2 separate regions of the Homo sapiens genome follow, and region 1 is linked to region 2. Evidence: read pairs that join two places in POLR2A ChIA-PET (ENCODE). Cell type or tissue: GM12878. All regions are shown on one strand. Links, peaks and the distances in the headings refer to the core of each region. The heading gives the core; the rest is flanking DNA. Region 1 has its middle 7.1 kb from the start of CDK2AP2. Region 2 overlaps TBC1D10C (TBC1 domain family member 10C).

Evidence for each region. ChIA-PET counts read pairs that join two places held together with the same protein. Peaks named below come from ENCODE experiments on the same cell type or tissue, not always from the same donor. Only the 100,000 strongest peaks of a DNase experiment are listed, where the experiment ranks them.
Region 1: POLR2A ChIA-PET joins it to region 2 with 6 read pairs; 18 of 35 experiments call an interaction of 5 or more read pairs at or near these places.

Annotation. Positions count from the first base shown.
Region 1 is chr11:67,513,792-67,516,696 of GRCh38, forward strand. No RefSeq gene overlaps it. Among named protein-coding and RNA genes, the nearest start is that of CDK2AP2, 7.1 kb to the left of the region's middle. In GM12878, for the core only: no CTCF peak of the experiment used is centred there; no DNase peak of the experiment used is centred there.
Region 2 is chr11:67,407,720-67,410,624 of GRCh38, forward strand. TBC1D10C (TBC1 domain family member 10C) reads left to right here. Exons shown (of 9, transcript NM_001369496.1): 8 at 1,260-1,414; 9 at 1,688-2,370. The coding sequence ends at 2,035. Among named protein-coding and RNA genes, the nearest start is that of TBC1D10C, 5.1 kb to the left of the region's middle. In GM12878, for the core only: no CTCF peak of the experiment used is centred there; a DNase peak (open chromatin) is centred at 1,610; H3K4me3 peaks cover 1,448 bases; H3K27ac peaks cover 2,425 bases.

The DNA of each region.
Region 1 (2,905 bases), core at 168-2,667, 110 kb after region 2:
CTCTTCTGTATGAGGAAACTTTTTGTTTTTGTTTTTGTTTTTTTTTGAGACGGAGTCTCACTCTGTCACCCAGGCAGGAGTGCAGTGGCACAATCTCAGCTCACTGCAACTTCTGCCACTCGGGTTCAAGCGATTCTCCTGCCTCCGCCTCCCCAGTAGCTGGAATTACAACTGCACGCCACCATGCCCAGCTAATTTTTGTATTTTTAATAGAGATAGGGTTTCACCATGTTGGCCAGGCTGGTCTCGAACTCCTGACCTCAGGTGATTCACCCACCTTGGTCTTCCGAAGTGCTGGGATTACAGGCGTGAGCCAACACTCCTGACCAACTTTCTGTGTTTTTATTTTTTATTTTTTATTCAGGGTCTTGCTCTTTGCCCAGGCTGGAGTGCGGTAGTGTGATCATGGCTTACTGCTGCATCCAACTCCTGGGCTCATGCCATCCTCCTTCCTTGGCCTCCCAAAGTAGATTACAGGCGTGAGCCACGGTTCCCGGCTGAGTAAACTTTAATGTATGCAAATGTAAAAAAATTCATCTTGGAGGTCAGCGGATCCCAGGATGGAATGCAGAATGCAACCAAAGAAACTAGCTATATTACAAATGTGTGCAACAACCTCACTGTAGGGGCTGAAGGAATAAGGTGCTGACCTAGAAATGAGGGAGTCTGTAAGACTAAAGGCAAAAGGAACTGCACATAAGCACCGCACTCGTTGAGAAAGTTGTACCCCACAGGAATATGGGTTAACAGTTCCAAAATCACTCCACATGTAGCTGGAACTGAACAATTAAGTAAACAGAGGATGGATGATGGGGGTCACTGTTGGAATGAGAAGTTACAGATAAGCAAGTGGGGTGGCTAGAATGATCCATGTGGTAATGGGCTGGAGTTGGAAGCATCAGGATGAACTCATGTACAGCTTAATAGAGATTCAGTTGCTTACATACAGGAATATTTATGAATGTCTGTATACACAGAATAGCATGCACACACACGTATCTCCTCATGTTATCAGCAGAGAAGACCTGGAAACAATTTCCCCTCCCTGCTACACCCACTAGCAACAAGCACCCAGATCTTGGTTTCTTTTCCTTTTCTTTTCTTTTTTCTTTCTTTTTTTTTTTTTTGAGATGAAGTCTCTCTCTGTCACCCAGGCTGGAATGCAGTGGTGGGATTTCAGCTTACTGCAACCTCTGCCCCCCGGGTTCAAGCCATTCTCCTGCTCTGGGGTGGGGCATGGTGCCTCCTGCATAGCTGGGATTATAGGCACCCGCCACCACGCCGGGATTCTTTTTGTATTTTTAGTAGAGGTGGGATTTCACCATGTTGGTCAGGCTGGTCTTGAGCTCCTGACCTCAAATGATTTGCCTGCCTTGGCCTCCCAAAGTCCTGGGATTACAGGTGTGAGCCACTGTGCCCGGCCCCTGCCCCCACTTTTTTGTTTTTTTAGAGAGACAGGGCTTTGCTCTGTTGCCCAGGCTGCAGTGTGGTGAACTGGGTGCTATCCTAGTTCACTGAAGCCTTGAACACCCAGGGACAAGTGATCTTCCCACTTCAGCCTTCCAAGTAGCTGGAACTACAGGCGCACACTACTACACCTGGCTAATTTTTAAAATTTTTTTGTAGAGATGGGGTCTCACTATGTTGCCCAGGCTGGTCTTGAACTCCTGGACTCAAGTGATCCTCCCACCTTGGCGTCTCAAAGTATAGGAATTACAGGCATTAGGCACCATGCCCCGCCCCAGATCTTGGTGTCTAATACCATTCTCCAATAAAATGAACCAGGGCTCCTCGGAGAAATGACTGATAGTAGGACTGGGGCAGGAAATATACAAGATGATCCTGGAGCAGCTTGTAGTGCCAAAGCATAAAAAGTGCTAAAAATAAACAAACATACACAAAGATGGGGACACAAAGCCAATTGAAAGACTCCCTATGGATCGATCTACCTATCTATCTATCTACCTATCTATCTATCTATCTATCAATCATCAATCATCTACCAAGATATCCTATTGTTCTGTTTCTCTGGAGAACCCTGACTGATATATAGGGGAATCTGGGCGTGGGGTATTGGGAAACCCTCTGTGCTATCTTCACAGTCATTCTGTAAACCTATAGGTCTTTTGTTTGTTTGTTTGTTTGTTTATTTTGAGATGGAGTCTCACTCTGTTGCCCAGGCGGGAGTTCAGTGACACAGTCTTGGCTCACTGACACAATCTTGGCTCACTGAAACCTCTGTGTCCCGAGTTCAAGCAATTCTCCTGTCTCAGTCTCCCGAGTAGCTGAGATTACAGGAGCCTGTCACCACGCCTGGCTAATGTTTGTATTTTTGGTGGAGTCGGGGTTTCACCATATTGGCCAGGCTGATCTCGAAATCCTGACTTCAGGCGATTCACCCGCCTCGGCCTCCCAAAGTGCTGGGATTACAGCCATGAGCCACTGCACCCGGCCTAAATCAGAAGATCTTATAGCTTGGGGCTGCTCTGGCAAGAATCGGAGGAGTTGGGCAGCAGGTGCCCCCTGTAGCGGGGGCAGGGGTTCTGGACTTGCCATAGTTTCAACCCTGCCCACTGTTCCTTCCCCAGCCTAGTGCAGCCTCGATCTCACAGGCTTAAGGGATCCCCTGCTCCAGTTGCTATCTGTTGGGAAGTGTGTGTGAGATTTGGGGGAGCTGGGAGCACTTCTTTTGCCAGCAGACACACTGCCCTGATTCAGACCACCCCACAGCCACTCCCAGTTCTCTAGCCGCAGAGCCTGCCAGGCTGAGGCCTGGGGAGGTGGTGGGAGGCTGACCCTGAGTAGGGTTCTGATTTCCCTTTTCCTCATGGCCATCACTACCCCTCAGCCCCTGCAGCAGGGACAGGCATCTTCTCAGGCAGCAATACCATCTGTACCAGCCGTG
Region 2 (2,905 bases), core at 192-2,691:
ACTCCCTGTGTCTTTGGGACTCTGCCTTGATACTGCCATCGGTAACCCACCTGCATTCTGTTCTATATGTGAGGTCTGGAGGTTGCACCTTAAAACGTGGTAGAAATCAGTCAGCATATGCATACTGTGCATACTGAATGCCTGTCGTGTGCTCAGCCGGCTTCCTGCCCTCCGCACAGCGGAGGACCACTGGCTGACTTAGAGTTCTGGCCACAGGTGTCCAAGTCGCTATCCATGCGGTCACCTTCCAACCAGCCTTAGACCTCGAGAGCAGGGCTGGGCAGAGCTGGGCAGGGCCTGACCTGCCCACCTGGGGGCAAACACTACACAGGCTCCCTTTATCAGAAGGACGATAGTATGAATAGTGATTGTTCCTACCATCATCACTCAACCTCGCTGGTCCCCTGGTGGCTCTTCTCAGATCAGAGGCTGCCAGGAAGGAATTTTGAGGCTCCAGGACTAGCCCAAACTCACACTGTGGGGAGTGTGCACTGAGTGCTATGCTCCTGGCTTAGGGAAGAGCAGTTCTGCCTAGGATCTTTCTAGAATCAGAGGGTCACAGATCCAAGTTGGAAAGGCCCTTAAAGGGCTCCACCTGACCTTTCATCATGGAGATGAGCAAGCTGAGGCCCAGGGAGGGCTTGGTGTGAAGGCATCAGTAGCCCTGGGCTCCTGGCAGGAAGCTGGTGGCTTGGAGGGGACTGGAGCCTTGGGGTGTGGACAGGGAGCTAGCTCACCAGCTCCAGGGTTCCCTTTTGGAGCCTCGAGTCATGGGACCAGGTGTGCTGAAGGTGATGGCCCTGTGCCTGGTGGCACATCACCTGTCACCCGGATGCTGCCTGGGGTAGGAGCTGGGTGATCATAGCACATGGAGGCCTGACTGGCTCAGGGAGGGTAGGAGGTGCTCCTCCCCGGAGCCCACAGGCACCTGCTGGGTGCTTGCTGGCTCCAGATATGGATGGCATCTGAGCATCAAGTGATCAAGACCTTCATTTTGGCGGGGGTGGGGATGGGAGGCGACAGTAACCAAATTCACAAGATAGTAACTCTTCCCCAAAGCATCTGTGGCTCTTGAGGCTAACTTGGCCAGTACAGCGGCCTGTGTTACCCGAAATGCAACTCCACCCTCTGTCATTGTTCCTGAACCGGGGAGGGCAGAGCTGCAGGAGAGTGGGAGGCATATGGCTGAGGGCAGGTTTGGGTGCAGAACTGTGGAGGGGCAGGGCCGGCCTCCCAGTGAATAAGCCCCCGGCCTGCAGGTGCCAGAGTACTGTTCCGTGTGGGGCTGACACTGGTGCGCCTGGCGCTGGGCACTGCAGAGCAGCGAGGGGCCTGCCCTGGCCTCCTGGAGACACTGGGAGCCCTTCGAGCCATCCCCCCCGCGCAGCTGCAGGAGGAGGCCTTCATGTCACAGGTGGGTACCCCCACCTCTCCTTGGACTTGCCCAGCCCCTGCTGCACGGGGGAAACTGAGTCCCAGAGCAGGAAGCCAAAGCGAGAATGGGGACTTAGTTCCTGTCCCCTGAGCTTCAGAGAACACAAAAACCTGAGGCCTCCAGTGGCTTTCTGTGGCTCCCCAGTGAGGCTGTCAGCCCCTCAGTCCTCAGCCACTTCCTGGGCTGGGGACCTCACAGTTTCCTGTTCCTGCCTTGAGGCCGGGCAAACGCAGCACCAACTGCTCCCCACAGGTGCACAGCGTGGTGCTGTCAGAGCGGGACCTGCAGCGGGAGATCAAGGCCCAGCTGGCCCAGCTGCCCGATTCCGCGCCGGGACCCCCGCCCCGGCCACAGGTCCGCCTCGCCGGGGCCCAAGCCATCTTTGAGGCCCAGCAGCTGGCAGGAGTGCGACGAGGCGCCAAGCCTGAGGTGCCTCGGATTGTGGTGCAGCCCCCGGAGGAGCCCAGACCACCGCGGCGGAAACCCCAGACCCGCGGCAAGACTTTCCATGGGCTCCTGACTCGGGCCCGGGGCCCCCCCATCGAGGGGCCCCCCAGGCCCCAACGAGGCTCCACCTCCTTCCTGGACACCCGCTTCTGAGAGGACCATGGACTTAGTGTCCCCCAGTCTCAATTGCCTGATGGCTGATGCCGGCCCGGCAAATAGGCACCGCACTTTACTCTTGGGACTCGGGGACTTGGCTTCCTTCCTGGCAAGGACCAGGCAGTGGGGAAGGAGGAGGTCCTCCGTGGTACATACTGGGTCAGGCACTAGCATGGAGGAGGGTCACAGAGTGGGGCACGTGAGGACCCATGGAACCGTCCTGGTGCCCAGGCCCTCACAAGTACCAAAGCCAGCACCAAAGGAGTCAGGGAAGGGGTTGGCTGAGTCAAGGGACCCCAGAGGGCACCAGGAATAAAATCTTCTTGAACAGATGCCTTGGATGGCGCTGGATCAAATGCCCTCCTCCCAACCCCAGACAGGCAGCCCCTTCCCCTCCTCCCTCATCTGCCCTTCCCAGCCCCGCCCTCTCCTGGTCCTGCCCTGGGGACACACCGAGGCTGCCCACTGGCCGCTGGGGAAGGTGTTTACAGTAATAAGAGCCAATTGAAAGTTGCCCTGCCCAGCCTCTGGGGACAGGAGTGGCTTTTGCACCTGCAGGAGGAGGGCGCCCCAGTGGATGGCGAGTCCAGGGGCTCTACCCCCTCTTCTGCCCTCCTTCCCCTCCCTCCAGGGTGGTTCAGTACTCGCTGGGATGGGGGACTCTAACCCAAGTCCTCCCCGCACCCATGGTTCTAGTCACATCTGTCAAAGGGATCCAGGCAAGAACAAAGGCCTAGTGTGCCTCGGACAAAGGAGAAAGGTCCCGCCAGCCCTCACCCCTCCCTGGGCCCTGCGTCTGCCCCCTCGGGACCGCCACCATGGAAACCCCCTCCCACACTCACTAATAGCCCCCGTGGGTGCCCAGGA